Linked DNA regions of Mus musculus: region 2 is linked to region 1. A link is a loop called in an ENCODE intact Hi-C map of the cell type or tissue named here. Cell type or tissue: heart. All regions are shown on one strand. Links, peaks and the distances in the headings refer to the core of each region. The heading gives the core; the rest is flanking DNA.

Evidence for each region. Hi-C counts contacts between places; a loop is a spot of excess contacts. Peaks named below come from ENCODE experiments on the same cell type or tissue, not always from the same donor. Only the 100,000 strongest peaks of a DNase experiment are listed, where the experiment ranks them.
Region 2: a loop joins it to region 1, with 4 times the contacts of the local background. A loop is called at or near these places in 16 of 42 quality-filtered maps.

Annotation. Positions count from the first base shown.
Region 1 is chr7:105,636,671-105,644,194 of GRCm38, reverse strand. Arfip2 (ADP-ribosylation factor interacting protein 2) reads left to right here and starts at 3,779. Exons shown (of 8, transcript NM_029802.4): 1 at 3,779-3,950; 2 at 4,730-4,870; 3 at 5,090-5,186; 4 at 5,868-5,986; 5 at 6,155-6,376; 6 at 6,917-7,074; 7 at 7,210-7,384. The coding sequence starts at 4,772. It overlaps Timm10b (translocase of inner mitochondrial membrane 10B), which reads right to left and starts at 3,750. Exons shown (of 3, transcript NM_019502.3): 1 at 3,573-3,750; 2 at 3,338-3,433; 3 at 2,349-3,167. The coding sequence starts at 3,602. The coding sequence ends at 2,991. It overlaps Gm22504 (a small nucleolar RNA gene), which reads left to right and starts at 1,719; the gene lies at 1,719-1,857. In heart, for the core only: no CTCF peak of the experiment used is centred there; DNase peaks (open chromatin) are centred at 3,794 and 4,694; H3K4me3 peaks cover 2,595 bases; H3K27ac peaks cover 2,415 bases.
Region 2 is chr7:105,396,747-105,404,270 of GRCm38, reverse strand. Fam160a2 (family with sequence similarity 160, member A2) reads left to right here and starts at 4,217. Exons shown (of 12, transcript NM_199009.3): 1 at 4,217-4,387. It also overlaps a transcript of Cnga4 not described here. In heart, for the core only: no CTCF peak of the experiment used is centred there; a DNase peak (open chromatin) is centred at 4,120; H3K4me3 peaks cover 2,167 bases; H3K27ac peaks cover 1,629 bases.

The DNA of each region.
Region 1 (7,524 bases), core at 1,160-6,159:
ATCTCTGTGAGTTTGAGGCCAGCCTAGTCTACAGAGTTTCAGGACAGCTAAAGCTACAGAGAAACTCTGTCTCAAAAACAAAAAAGCAAAACAAATAATTCCTGCACACTGCGTTTGAGAACTCTGCCCTGCCCTTACCATGCCAATGGCAAGACCTGAAAACAATCAGCAAGTATAGAAAGTGGGCAGTACGAAGGGGTTTCTCTTAAATGTTGAAGAAACTGGAGAGGAGACTGAAAGGAGAAAAGGACTGGCAGGCCGGATTGAGGCACATTTGCTTTTGCATTGAAGGCAAACAAGCTACAAATAGTGCTAGGTGTAAGAGCTCTCTACACTTAGTGTGGAGGGCATAGGTGTGACCCCAGCACTTGGAAGTAAAGGCCAGCTAATTTGAATCCAAGGTGTGATACTGCATAGTAAGACCATCTCAAAAACAAAACAAGACAGAGCAAAAAAAGTTCAGGTCATTCAGAGAGTAGGCTTCGGGCATATCTGTTTCCTAGTCTTTTTTCAGCAATTACTAATTATGTGTGACATAGGAAGAAAGGAAACACAGACAACTCACAGCACATGTTTATTGAAAGGATACATACAGGTGCTGACGTAGCGCTTTCTCGGCAGCCACACAATATCCTGGGTCTCCACCTTCCTGGTTTTGGGAACTAACAAGTTCACAAGCTGCTCTACTCACATGTGTACTTGTCAAGGAATAAGATTAATCTTGTAGTCAGGTCATTCTTTAAGGAAGCTCCTGGTCAGCAAGTTTTATATGCCTAAAGAATTATCTAGCAACAGGTTGTAGCCTGTGTCTGTAATTCCAGGATCTAGGAGGCTGAGACAGGAGGATCACAAGCTGAAGGCCAATGGGTCCACGGCAAAACCACCTAAAAGGAAAATGAAAAAAAGAAAAGAAAAGAAAAGAAAAGAAAAGAAAAGAAAAGAGAAAAGGGAAAGGAAAGGAAAAGAAAGGAAAGTGACACACCAAAATCTGCTTTCCAAGAACTGTGTAAGACAGGGCTCTCCTAAGGTCTGCTTTCTTGCTTCTTTACCTGTCTAGTGAAAAATAATACCTCCTAGTTTCACAATTAAAAGGAGTAAGTATGATAAATTTATACAAAATAACTCAACAGACACGATTTAGAGAAACAGCCTGCTGTAGTGCAAAGAATATCAGGCTTAATGTTCCAGCTGCACTTTATTGGTAGAGTCTTGATCTAACAGTGCAGACTGCTTCCAAACTTACAATTCTTGCCCTGTTAAGGATTACAGGCATGTATAACAAGCCTTGGAGCAAGATCTGCCTCTCAATATGGAATCAACTAAGATTTTCAACTTTTTGGCTGGCCAACACTTGGGAGGTAGAGGCAGAAGGACCAGGAGTTCAAGGTCATCTTTAGTTACAATTTCCAGGTCAGCCTTGGGTACATGAGACCACATCTCTAAATAAATAAATAAATAAATAAATAAATAAATAGATGCCTATTTCTGACCTATAGGTGGGGGGTAGGACAGCAAATCTGCTCTGCAAATCTGCTCTGTGAATAGTTGGTTTTGACGAGGAATTTAATTCCTCTGTTTAAAAAAAAGAAAAAAGAAAAAAGAAAGCTGGTCACCTGATGCAATACTGGAAGGGAAGGGATGGGATGGAATTACGGGAAGCAGTGAAGAGGAAGTGGGGAGCTTAGTTGTTACAAGTTCCTGCCTGCTGCCCTGAAGATGCTGTCCTAGATCAGCACCACAGACCTGGCCTAGCTGCTCAGCCCTGCCTGTGACATTGGGGCAAAGAGCAAGTGGCTCTTTCTATGCTCAGTGTCCAGAAGCCATTGAGCACTAAGAATGGTTTATAGCCTGACATTAAAAAAAAAAAAAAAAAAAAAGTTCTTGCCTGGCAAGCACAAGTACTTGTGCTCCATCTCCTGTAAAACAGTAATAAATGCAGACCCCATGCTGTCGCTTGCCCTGCAGGCTGTCATCCTTGAAGCCCCACAAGGTGGTACATGCCACATCCTCCTTCCTTCCCCATCTCCACACTAGGAATGAAGTCACAGAACCGGCAGCTGCCAGGAAAGGACTCCTCCTGAATACACATGTGAATCCCACAAGAGGGGGTGGGGAGTAATGAAACAAGAATAGAGAAGCTGGCATCAGAGCAGTTACAGTGAGACTAGTGTAAGGCACAGGGTAGAGAGCTGAAACTAGATTAGACAAGCAGTCAAACCCGAAGAGGAGGGGCACAGATGGCATTTAACCATCCCTCCCTAACACCATCTCCCTCTCCCTCGAGTTCTCTTCCTGAGGTTTGACCAATGCTGCCTTCCTGACTGACTCTGAAGACAAGAAAGCACTTCTTTGTTTAAAGTCTTTATTGCTAATTTCACAAAGGCAGGAAGTACTAAGAGAGTAAATTGGGGAAATGGTCAACATTCCTGAATTCTTAGAGGCTTGTCTTTGTTCTGTTGTCACTGACCTCCTAGGAAGCAGTGGCTAAAGCCTAAGGGGGTAGAGTTTTCTTCCTGCTTTTGTTGTTTGGTTTTACCTTCTTCCCCTAGGTTCACAGCAATTCTTTTTGACAGCTGAAAATAAAAACTAGTTATGAGTCAATGTATATTCAGGTCCTTGAGTTAGTCCCAAGGACAGCCACTGAGAGCTCTCCTTTTGGAACCAATTTCCCATTGCTATTACTAACCTTAAAGCTCTACCCATAATCCCTGCTTTTGCTGGGGTGCTGGGAATGCTGAATTTGTCCTTCTACACATAAGAAGGCACTACATCAACCTCCAGGGCTAAAGGCAGTACACATGCACTAGATGACAGAATAAAGGCTGGTACCCATAGACAAATAACCAGACTGTAAAAACGGGTTTATTGGCTCCAAGAAAAGGAGCAACAGCACCCAGCTTTCAAGCTCAATCTCTCTGTACACATTTAGATAAGCCCAAGGTCCATAGAGGAGCCCATCCAAGCACCTTCTCTCCAGGGGCCAGGGACGGCTAGCTGCCTGATGGCGAGTCTCTGGTCTGTTCTGCAGGAATACCTGGCGCGGCCGAGGCAGCCTCGTAGTCCGCGATGCGGCGCTGGACCAGGGCGGGCATGAGGTGCACGTAAGCGGCCATGAGGCGGTGGTTAGAATGGATGAGTTTCCCAGCACAGCTGTGCAGGCAGGCCTCCTGGAAGGAAGACGGAGGGAAGTAGAAACTAAAAGGGGTCCAGTCAAGCCCGCCTCCTTCCTTCCCGGTCCCCAGCCTAGGAGTGAGGTCAAGAAAGAGGGAGAAGATGGGGGGCTGGGGGAGGGTGTCACGTCACGTTGTCAACTCTGGGACCCCCACACTGTCTCCACCTCCTCAGCGTCCAGAGCTCGGTGGTGCAGGCTGGGCACACAGCGCTGGAAACACAGTTCTGTCATCCGATTGTAGACCAACAGGAAGTCTCGCAACTGAGAGAAAAGGGAACCACGACTTCACCACCGCTAAGGCTCCCCGGGATGCACAGCCCGTCTCCCCCTCGGGTTCTTGCGTGTACCCCTGGAAACAAACTGCACGTCTAACCCAGAGAGCAACTGCGCTCTCACTCACGTTTCTCAGTTGCTGCTGCTGCTGCTCCATCACGCCAAGGGCGCACAGCCCTAGTCACTTCCGCCCGTGGCGGGGTGGCAGGGTGGCGCGGGGTTGGGGGGGCGGAGGGGGGAGGTTAGAGCTCTCAGAGTCGCCCCGGAAGTAAACTCTCACTACTCCCCAAGAGCTTGAAGGCGTAGCTCCAGGCTCGTCCTGCCCACAACTGCAAACGTCACTTCCGCCCTTTTTCTCTGCGACGTGGCCGGCTTCTTCTGCCCAGAGAGCATGTCACTTCCGCCAAATCTCTGACCTGCTGCTAGGATCGCGACGAGAACTGGAACCCGAGGTCCCCGCGCGGTCCGGGCCTCGCGCCCTGAGGGGAAGAGCGGCCCGGCCCAGGTGAGAAGGACATACTTGGACGAAGGGAAGTTGAACGCACGAACCTGTACTGAGGGCAAAATGCCCTGAGCCCTTGGCAAGGATGAGGACACACCTGATGCCCAGGTGTATGGGGGTGGGGGGAGCCCCTCACATCTGGGAGGCTTCAGCTGACTTTGGAAGGGATTGCCCGTGTCCTGGGAAAGAGAGCCTTTCACCTGACACCAGGAACATTCACTAACTGCTTCAACCAAGGCCTGCTGGGGAGGGCCTAAGGGAGTCAGGTGCATGAGATGGAGAAAGGAAGAGCCCAGACCGGCTGAAGGAAGAGGGGAAGGAACACCAAAGAATGTGAAAGACCAGGATTGTAGAGCATGCCTGAGTGGCAAGTGAGAGTCTGAGCCTAGGAAAGGGTTCTGGTAAACATTGCCTCTGCAGGGTTAAGTTCCCAGAGAGCATAGACCTCCCCTCTGGTCCTCACTGCTATAATCCCATTGCCTCAGTATCTCACTCATAATAGACACTCACTAGATAGTTGTTGAATGACTGAATGCATGAATGGTTACTGAAGGCGAGGTAGGGGGGTTATGAGAAGACACCCGAGGCTTTGGTATGCATGCATCTGTAGAGATAATGTCCTCAGAAGAGAAGAAACACACAAACTCAAGGAAAGCCGTGGTGGCTGATCCCAGGACACCCAAGCCCAAAGACAACCCCTGAAACCTCTGAGAACACAGGGAAGGCCTCCTTGTTCTGGAGTGCTGGCCAGTTTCCAGAATTGTCTGTGTTGGGCTTTACAGCGTGCTGGGGTGGAGACCTTGACTCCAGTCCCTTCCCTAGCCATGACGGACGGGATTCTAGGGAAGGCAGCCACAATGGAGATTCCCATCCACGGAAATGGCGAAGCTGGGCAGCTTCCTGAAGACGATGGGCTGGAGCAGGTGCTTCTGTTTGATTCTTCTCATTGTTTTGTTATACATTCCTGACTTATAAACCTTTAATTTCCCCTGTCCCGGTAGCCTTCAGTTAACTAAACTCCTTCATACTTTTCAAATCTTCTTTATGGTTCTGTACAGACTTTACTATGCACTGTCTCCGTCCCCAAAATGTTTCATCCATCCCTGTGTTCCTGAGGTGCCCCCCTCTTCTCTGACCTATAGGACCTCCAGCAGGTGATGGTGTCAGGACCCAACCTCAATGAAACTAGCATTGTGTCTGGTGGCTATGGGGGCTCTGGTGACGGACTCATCCCCACAGGTATGAATGATAGAGATAGGCTTGAGGGGTGGGGTGTTGAGACAGTTTGCAGGCACATAGACACATACAGGAAAGCTTGACTCCTGGACTGGAGAGCTTGCGAACTGCTGGTGTGAAGTTCATAGACAGTCCAGTCCCAGGCCAGCTCCCAGAGTTGCCCATCTGCCTCCCACTGGCCAGTCAGTCTCGAAGATAATCTCACTCGTCTTCTCCTCCTTGCCGCCACCATCTGAGCCAAGTTAAGACCTTAAGGTTATGAGCACTCAGGAGCTTAAGGCCAGTTTGGAGCTTTGTGAGGCTTCTCAGAGTTTCATTTTAGACTCTTTTACTGGCTAGAATTCTACCTAGAAATATAAGCCAACTTCTCTGTTTTTCTGTGTTCACCATCTTTGATCCTGCCAATCGCACATGTCATGTTTGCTTCTATTCCCGCTTATCTCGTACACCAACAACACTCCTACCCTACTCCAAGAATGCCAGATACATACATTGAATTGATTTGGTTGTCAGGACATGAGTCCTTGTTCCCCCTAGTGACCAGAAGAATGCAGTTGTCTGTCTAGATAGTCCTTCTTCAGAGAGGTCATTTCGTGTGTTTGGGGGGGTGGGGGGGAGGAGTGAGCCACAGAAGTGTATGGTTTTATCTAAGAGAAACTGGTGTCAGAGAACTTGGTCCTTTAGGGTCTGGCCGACATCCATCTCACAGCACGTCACCCTCTGGCCCTGGTGACGAGGTGGCCCGGGGCATCGCTGGAGAAAAGTTTGACATCGTCAAGAAATGGGGCATCAACACATATAAGGTAAGATTCAAGTGCTTCTCCTCAGAAATTCTCCGTGGGGACCTTTTCCCTTTCCCCAGGTCTTACTGTGTAGTCTTTGCTATGACTAAGAGAACGGGGGTGCTGGAGTAGTTCATTGTTGGGGTGGAGTTTAGATTTCTGACCTCACCCCCCCCCCCTTCCAATCAGTGCACAAAGCAGCTGTTATCAGAGAGATTTGGCCGAGGCTCCCGGACTGTGGATCTGGAGCTAGAGCTGCAGATTGAGTTGCTGCGTGAGACGAAGCGCAAGTATGAAAGTGTCCTGCAGCTGGGCCGGGCACTGACAGCCCACCTCTACAGCCTGTTGCAGACCCAGCATGCACTAGGTGATGCCTTTGCTGACCTCAGCCAGAAGTCCCCAGAGCTTCAGGTGCCTCAGCCAAAACAAAGAGGGTGGGGGTACTGGGCCCTGGTCCTTCCAGGCAGGCTTTCCTCAGCCTCCCTCCCTCCCTCCCTCCTGCAGCCCCCAGGGAGAACCCCTCTGGGGTGCGCCCAGTCCTGCCCCCAGCATCACTCACCTATGGAGGCAGCCTAAGGGTTTGTACAGAGGCCCAGAAGTTGGAAGGGTTGTGGGAGAGGGCTCACCAGTACCTCATAAGTAACCTGTCTCCACATCATCAAGAATGCCTTTGGTGCTTGGCCTAATCAGATTCCCTCCCTGCCTGCTGCACTAGCTCTCCGTGTTCTGTCTTGTAAACTCACCTAAGAACTCGTACTCCCCACACTCTTACCTCAGGCATCGCCAAGGGACCCTACTAACTTTGTGGCTAAGAGAGCCTTGCTAGAGGCAGTCTGGTTGTTGTAGTTTTGATGGCTGTTTCTTCTTTGGGATGGAGGGATATGAAGGGCTCTACAGCTGCAGTCAGGTAAGGAGTGTTACTCAATGCCTGTGCCTCCCTTCTGCCCTTAGGAGGAATTTGGCTATAATGCAGAGACACAAAAGCTGCTGTGCAAGAATGGGGAGACGCTGCTAGGGGCTGTGAACTTCTTTGTCTCTAGCATCAACACACTGGTCACCAAGACCATGGAAGACACACTCATGACTGTCAAACAGTATGAGGCTGCCAGGTGTGGGCCCACGGTTTGGGAAGTTGGCTGGCATGGGTGAAAATGCAAACATTAGGGGCATACAGATTCAGAAAGGAAAGGAAATATGAGTGTGGATGAAGAGGTGGAGACCAGCCTTTATCACCCCCTTCCCAGGCTGGAATATGATGCCTACCGGACAGACTTAGAAGAGCTGAGCCTAGGGCCCCGGGATGCAGGGACTCGTGGTCGACTTGAGAGTGCCCAGGCCACTTTCCAGACCCATCGGGACAAATATGAGAAGCTGCGGGGAGATGTGGCCATCAAGCTGAAGTTCCTGGAAGAAAACAAGGTGCTGCCCTACTCCCTTGGTCCTAAGTCACCTAAGTCCTAAGACACAGTACCTATCCCTTCAGACCCTTCTGATTGTTGGGTGCGGAGCTGCCCCTGGCTAGGGAGTGGGTTGTTCCCCTAGCCCCTTGAAACCTGAGC
Region 2 (7,524 bases), core at 1,357-6,356, 240 kb after region 1:
GCTCCTTCATGTCAGGTGTTAAACTAGTCTCTAGGGACACTGGGGTGCCTCTCACTTAGAGGTGTTTTCCATAGCCACATCCTTATCTACATACCTATCACCCAATCTTCCGGCTATGTGCTCATTCTGTGCTACTTTTGTTCCTTTCCTATTTCTCATGCCCAGCGCCAACAGCTACTGGACATATTTTGTGGACCCTCAACCTCTTTCAAGTTTTCTTGTGAACTTTTCATAACAAAACAAACGTATTTCCTATAATCCCCCCTCCCACTTAGGCTGATGTCCCTGCTGTCATTCCTATGGAGATCAGAGTACAACTTTTGGAGTCAGTTGGTACACAAATTCCAGTGGTGAGGCTCATGCTTTTACCTGCTGAGCCATCTTGCTAACCTGTCCCCTACCCCTAATTTTAAGAACAAAAGGGGACAATCAAAGACAATGGGAGACCTGTAAACTGTTTTATACAGCTATGGGTTAGTGTCAGATTTACATTTTTGGAATTTCTTGAAAGAAATATCTATATCCCTAGGAAATGTTTCCAAAATGTTTTTGTCCATAGCTTTTGTAATGTCACCATTTCCTGGTGTTCTGTTTATTTCTTAGTCTCTTTTATAAGAGTCTTCGCACATTCCTTCTAGGTTAGTGTTTCCTAGAAATCTTAGATCTCTCTCTTTCATTTCCATCTTCCACACATGTTCTGGCTGATCTTGGTCACCCACAGAATTATTTTGCTATCTAGTAATTCTCATGAACTTCCTTGAGCTTTAGTCATCCTTAGGACTGACTAACTGCATACTAGATCCCACTTTGACACCTTAACTGTCATACTGTGTTAGCCACTGTTCTAAGGCTGTGAAGAGACTCCATCACTAGGCCAACTCTTATAAATGATTTGCCAGGTATGGTTTAATGCCTCCACTCACTTGGGAGACGGCAGAGGCAGAGGCAGAGGCAGAGGCAGAGGCAGAGGCAGAGGCAGAGGCAGAGGCAGAGGCAGAGGCAGAGGCAGAGGCAGAGGCAGAGGCAGAGGCAGAGGCAGAGGCATTTTTTCGAGTTCAAGGCCAAGCCTGGTCTACAGAGTGAATTCCCAGACAGCTAGGGCTGTTACACAGAGAAACCCTGTCTTAAAACTCCAAACCAAACCAAACCAAACCAACTAACCACCACCACCACCACCACCACCACCACCACCAAAAAAGCATTCAATTGGGGGCTTCTTTACAGTTTTAGAAGTTTGGTCCATGGTCAGGAGCATGGTGCCAGTAATGCCATAATGGCAGGTATGTTGCAGGAGTAGTTGTTGAGAGTTATATCCTTACCCATAGGCAGGGGTCGAGGGGGGAAGAGAGAGTGCAAGCCTAGGGCTTTTGAAGCCTCAAGGCCTACCCATAGTGATACAACAAGGCCACACCTTCCAATCTTTCTAATCATTTCAAAGAGTTCCACACCCTGGTGACTAAGCATTCAAATATATGAGCCTATGGGGGCCATTCTTATTCAAACCACCGCAGTCCCCTTCAACCCAGTGTATCAGCACCTTTATCTTCTCCCACCTACTCTTCTCCCCCACCCCAAACGCCCATTTCTGTCCTCTCAGCCAAACACCTGGGACCAATATTTAGTATTATGTAATTCAGATATTTTAAAAAATGACTGCAAATTTTTTGATGTTTGTCACTTGTGACTATCAGCAAATAGAGCATACTAAGCGTGATGTTTTGTGACATCTAAGGTTAGACTATCAAAGATGTTGCTACTTTCTGGGTAGCTTGGTATGCATATTGTGATTGCTGCCTCTCAGGATCCTGCTCTCTTTGATCCTGTCTATCACACTGTGAGAAACTTGAGAAGTCTGAGCTGAGTTCAGCCTTTCACTTGTTCCAGCCCAGCACTGTACATGCAATTGAAGAAGCCTTTAGGTGATTCTAATGATGGCTCAAGCCACTCCCACATTTGAATTTCCTAGATGCTCATGGGATAGAAATAAACCACTTCTGCTGCATCTCATTGGAATCACAGAATAACAAGCCGTCTGCTTTATGCCACTAATTTGGAGTGATTTGTTACTTAGTACTGTGGTTTGAGTCTTAAAGGTACCCCACAGGCTATGTTCTGAGGTCTTGGTCAATAGGTTCTGGCACAATTGGGGGATGGTAAAACTTTTAGGAAGGGGCAGGTAGCATGCCAATGAGGTATGCCCTTGAGAATGTTGGGGTTCTAACATTTTTCTATCTTACCCTTTACTTCTAGGATGGCACGAGGTAAACAGCCTCCGCTGCCATATACTCTGTGGCATGATCTACTTCCTCACCACTGTTCCAAAGGCAAGCATGGCAGAAATTTCTGAATCAAGATAAACTTTTTTTTTTTCTGTTATTAATCTCATTTTGGAACAGTGATGGACAGCTGACTAATACAGCCAACATAGTAACTACCACTATCACTGGAACAACAGTAATAGAGAAATCTATAGTTTGATATATTTTCACAAATTGAACTTACCCAGCTCAGTACTTGGCTCAAGAAGCAGAACTATTATAAGCTTGAGGAGTCACTCTTCTTCTTTCTAGTCACTGTCACTCCCACCTCTCATAACAATGCCTCAGCTCTGGAAATTTGTGAGTATGCCCTTGAGTGGTGTGTGTGTGTGTGTGTGTGTGCTTGTGGAGGCCTGAGACTGATGGAAGGAATCACACTTGTTTGTTCTTCCATCTGATTTAATGAGACAGGTTCTCTCAATAAAACAGAGTCACCTTTCAAGGACAGATCCCGGTGGATCACAACACCCACCCGGTATTTATGTAGATTCTGGGGAATTTGAACTCTGGCTGTCACGTTTGCTCAGCCAGTGCTTTAACCAGGATGGTATCTCTCTGGTTCCCTTTGATGGTTTTTAATTTATACAGGATGTCAATATTTAATCCTTTCCCTTCCCTTTACCCAAGTCTCAAACCCTTCCCAGTGTCCACAAACTCCCTTTTCTACATCCTTTTGATCCTATTTTGGGCTTTGCTTTTGAATGACCATTTGCAAAGGTGCCCTGTCCACCTGACTATGTATAAAATTCCAAGACTATAATATAAACTAACACGGTCAACTAGTCCCGCAGTATTATATATTCCGTTTTCATTCTCATCTGATCTTTGCTTTGCATGCTCCCAGCTCCAGGTGTTCTCCGGGTCTTGACCATTCTGCCTTGCCTTGGGATAGCTAATTCTTTAGGGTGAAATTTTTATTTCTTTCTTCTTTATGGATACTTTTAATTTGAACCAGTTTTAGAATCACAGAAAAGTCACAAAAACAACACACAAAGCTGTAAACTCCTTACCCATGCCCCCCTGTCATCCATCATATTATGTAATCACAGAATGATCACAATCAGGTAACACTGATAGAATCAACTACAGATTTTATCGGAAACTGCTAATTCTCTTAGTGTTTCTCACTCTTGTTTCAGCCAGCATTTCTCCCTGAAGCCATCTCTCAGCTCTTTCATCCTCTATGAACAGGGATCATGCTAAGTGCTGCTTCTAGACGCTTTTCCTTTCGCAGCCCTAAGACTGAGACAGGTTCTAACGGATCAGGAATCCAGGCTGTCATGTAGGAACTTATTCCACGTTCTACGAGGTCACGGAAGCTTCGGGAGAGCTAGGAAGAGGCGGTCTTCACGGGTAGGAAGGTAGAATCCAACCGGCGTGCATAAGTCTGGTGGAAACAAACTAGCTTGGTAGCAAACAGCCTGGTCTAGGAGAGCTTTCTACAGCCCTGCCCACAGACTGGCCCTTGGCCTATCCTTTAGGAAAAGCCCTGCCCACTTGACGCTATAAGCACCGCCCAGGGCCTGTGTTCCCGCCCCCTCGTCCTCGCCCTCTATCTCTCCCAGTGCCTTCCAAAGCCTACTCTTTCCTAGCCTCAGAAGCTTGTCCCTCCCTTAGAGCAGCCTTCTGCCCTCCGGTTCGAATTTCTCTCCTCTGTCCCCGCCTCTTCTCAGTCGTCCCCTATAAAACGCCAGAATCCTCAGAAGGGCGGAGTCTGCGGGTCGAGGGGGCGGGGCCTGAGAGTGTGGAGCCGCTCCTTTCTTGGAATGCGGACGGAGACCCCGCCCCTGCGCTCGGCCGTTGCCAGGAAACGGGCGTCGACGCTCTGGCTGGGGCCTGGCCGGACCAATGAGCTGGCACGCCGCTGCCCAGCCGTGCGTCACTGGGCGGTTGCGTGAGGTGCGCGGGGGCGCGGGCTGCGTGTGGCGCGGGGCGGGGCGCGGCTGGTTCGCCTGAGGAGCGATGGCGGCGGCCTGAACTCACCTAGCCCGGCCGCCGACAGGCCCGGGCAGGGCGGCGTGGTGCAAGTGAAAGAGACGCGTGGGCCGCGGCGCGCGCAGAGGCGCAAGGTGCCGAGGGGATTCGGGATGACGGCACCGGGTTTGGAATTGAAGGGACAGGGTGAAGGGTTGGCAGGTGGTGAGGGGCTGCGAACATCTGAGGTAGGGGGGCAGGGGACAGCCTAGGTGCTGTGCACCAGGAAGAAGCCCGCTGGAGGGGATCCTGGGCCCAGCTCCGAAGGGCCCAGTTGAAGGAACTCATAACCACCGTTTGCAAAGGGTGTGGGTTCGCTGAGCTTGGAAAGGTGAGGGACGTCCTGGGACAAGAGTTGAGGGGGTAAGGCCTGTGCGGGGATGGGGAGCGTTAAAGGCCAAGGCGGGAACCAGCGGGGGATGGCTGTGCCTTGGTGTAGCAGTTGAAAGCAGGGCAGAGGAGGAAAGGGGCTTGAGGGTTATGAGACTTGCATGAGAGCTGAGGTTGGTTGTGGGGCCTCCTTGGATGCCCTGTCCAGGGAGAGCAATAGTTTACGATCAAGTAAAGTACAGGCGCAAGTGTTGTGCACTTGGCCGCCCTGTGCCCATAGATATGTTAGAGAGTGAGAGAGGAGGAAAAAAAAAAAAACCCCAGAACCACAATAACAAACCCCAAACACCACACACAAAACAGCATCATAAGCAACAGTAACTGTGATAAGGAAAATGTTTGAGGTTTAGTCATCTACAGAGTAATAATGGAACCACAGTTTCCTCAGGTTCTGCTTTTGTAAGGCAGACTTTAAAATGAGGCCATCAGGAAGTTTGTTTTTGTGTTTTGAGAGGTGGAGAGAGAGAACTACCCATATTTTCTCTCTGCCTGCTTCTGGGCACCCTTACTACATTCCTCCTTCCCTGTTGCTGTCATCTGTATTGGACGAGCAGTTGCTTTCATGGAAGTCACATGGCTTGTTATATGCAGCACTGTGTTTAGGTTTGCTCTTCTTAGGAGTTTGAAAAGCAGGAACAAAAAACCCATGACTTTGTGGAAGCAAATTTTTGTACAGTAAATGCTTATACTTTAAGTGTACATGTTTTGACATATGTGCATATTTGTGAAATCAAGATGCCAAACACTTAGACCACCTGAAAAGTTTTCTCTATTTTACAGCTCATATTTCCCTCTGTATCCTATAATTAAGTTCATTTTATTTGTATTTTATAAGTCCATCTCCTTATCCACACAGACATGAATTTGGGGAAGTTAGTCTCACTAGTGATATGATCCATTCTCTGGATCTTCTCTCTGATCTGACAGTCGGCTATGTAGTTGAGGTGTCTTGAACCTCCTTTAACCATAACAGTATTTAGGTCTTTCTATGAAGACTATCCCTAGAGAATTTGAGGCAGCCTCAGTTTATATTCTGTTAAAGAATCTCAGCTTCAGAGCTAGTTATTTTATCTTGTGGTATATTTTCTTCTCTCTGGAGACCAAAGAGGCCTTCTTCATAATGATATGTCTGGCCAGATAATCAGAACTTTTGAGGACCGACAAGCATAACAGGTTGTAGTAGTGGTTCCCAAACACTGACCTGTGGATCCAGTCCATGGTAGCGTTCATCTGTATAAGACAGGATGAAAGAACTAAAAATAAAGTTATATCCTGGGGGAGTGGCTCAGTGGGAGAGTGCCCTTCCATATTCAAAACTATAAGTTTGATCCCAACACTGCCAAAAGAGGGGCAGGGGTAACTTATTCTAATATTATTGTTCTTTTTTGGTGTTAAGGTGCTCTTTGCTCTTTCACTGGAGAAATAATTAGTGGTAAAGTACATGGTAGGTTTAAAGAAAATGATGAAAATAAAAAGTTGATCACCTTTTTAAAAAATAAATATTTTACTGGTTTATGAAATCCTGACATTCAGAATGATAGTGGTGTGTGTGTTGTTTTAGGTTGAAGAACCATGTACTTATATAGTAATTTTATGTAACTTTAGATATCTGAGTAGCATGCATGCTTACATATTATATTAATTCATTATAAAATCAAAGTGACATGCTTTACATAGCATCCTTAAAATTTGCTGAAATTATGTTGATACCTTGTGAAGTAGGCAAAGGAAGGAATTTTAGAGATGAGTCAGATTCAGAAGCTAGCAGTTTCACAGGGTAGAGGGACAAAACAAGTCAGTTTGGCATCTTCATAGTGCTAGTGACTAGAGGAAGGAAGATTTGTAATAGAAAGTAAAGGCAGTGTGGGCAAAGGGCACATTATATATTGGAAAAGTGATGAAATAGAGGACCTCATACCTGCAAGTAGTATTTCTTTATGATTTGTAATTGTTAACAAAAAAATTAAGGGGCGTGAGCATGTCATAGGGATGAGAGCTTTGTTTAATATTGTATCAATGACATGGAATGGGCATGTATAGTATTGGGCGTATTACTGATAATGTTAGAGAATTTCTTTGCCTTTCTCTCCTCCCCTCTCCCTCCCCCACTCCTTTTTTTTTTGTCCCTCTCCCCAGATGAGGCCTCACAGTGTAGCTTGGTTGGCCACAGAGATCTGCCAGCATCTGCCTTCCAAGTGCTAGGGTAAAAGGTGTTCACTACTATGGTTGGCATGTTAGAGCATTCTTAGGATCTGTATAAATTCTTGGTTCTACTAGAGAAAGCACAGAATTCGGAAAGCTTTTTGTTTGCTATACTAAACTTTTTGTTGCCATAGTAACATTAATTACAATGGATTTTGACTTTTAATTTACAGAGGAATGGTAGGTCTGAGAGGATGAAACATGGATGAGGATGCTGTAGTGATAGAAACATTTTGGTGGTGGTGTGTGCACTCTTAGTGAGGGCTAGGAAAACAAACTCATTCATTTATTCTTTCAACAAATTCTTGTTGTGAATTCAGTCCCATAAGATAACAATAGAAATAAGTTGTGGTCCTATGCAGTTGCATAGAATTCTCATTCTGGTTAGGGGAGAAAAAGTTTTAGTTTAAAGGGAGAATGTGGAAATATATTAAAAAAATCAGAATGATGTGATTATTTCTCTTTATCTGTCTCAGTCTCTGTGTTCTAAATATACATATGCACTTATGCATAAATCTCCACAGTGATCTTTGAATTAACATGCCCCAAAGACCCATTTTTTTGCAATCATCTGCTCTTATATCAATCCAGAGGATGACTTTGATGTCATTCTCTATTTCTGCTCCTTTACCTCCTAAAT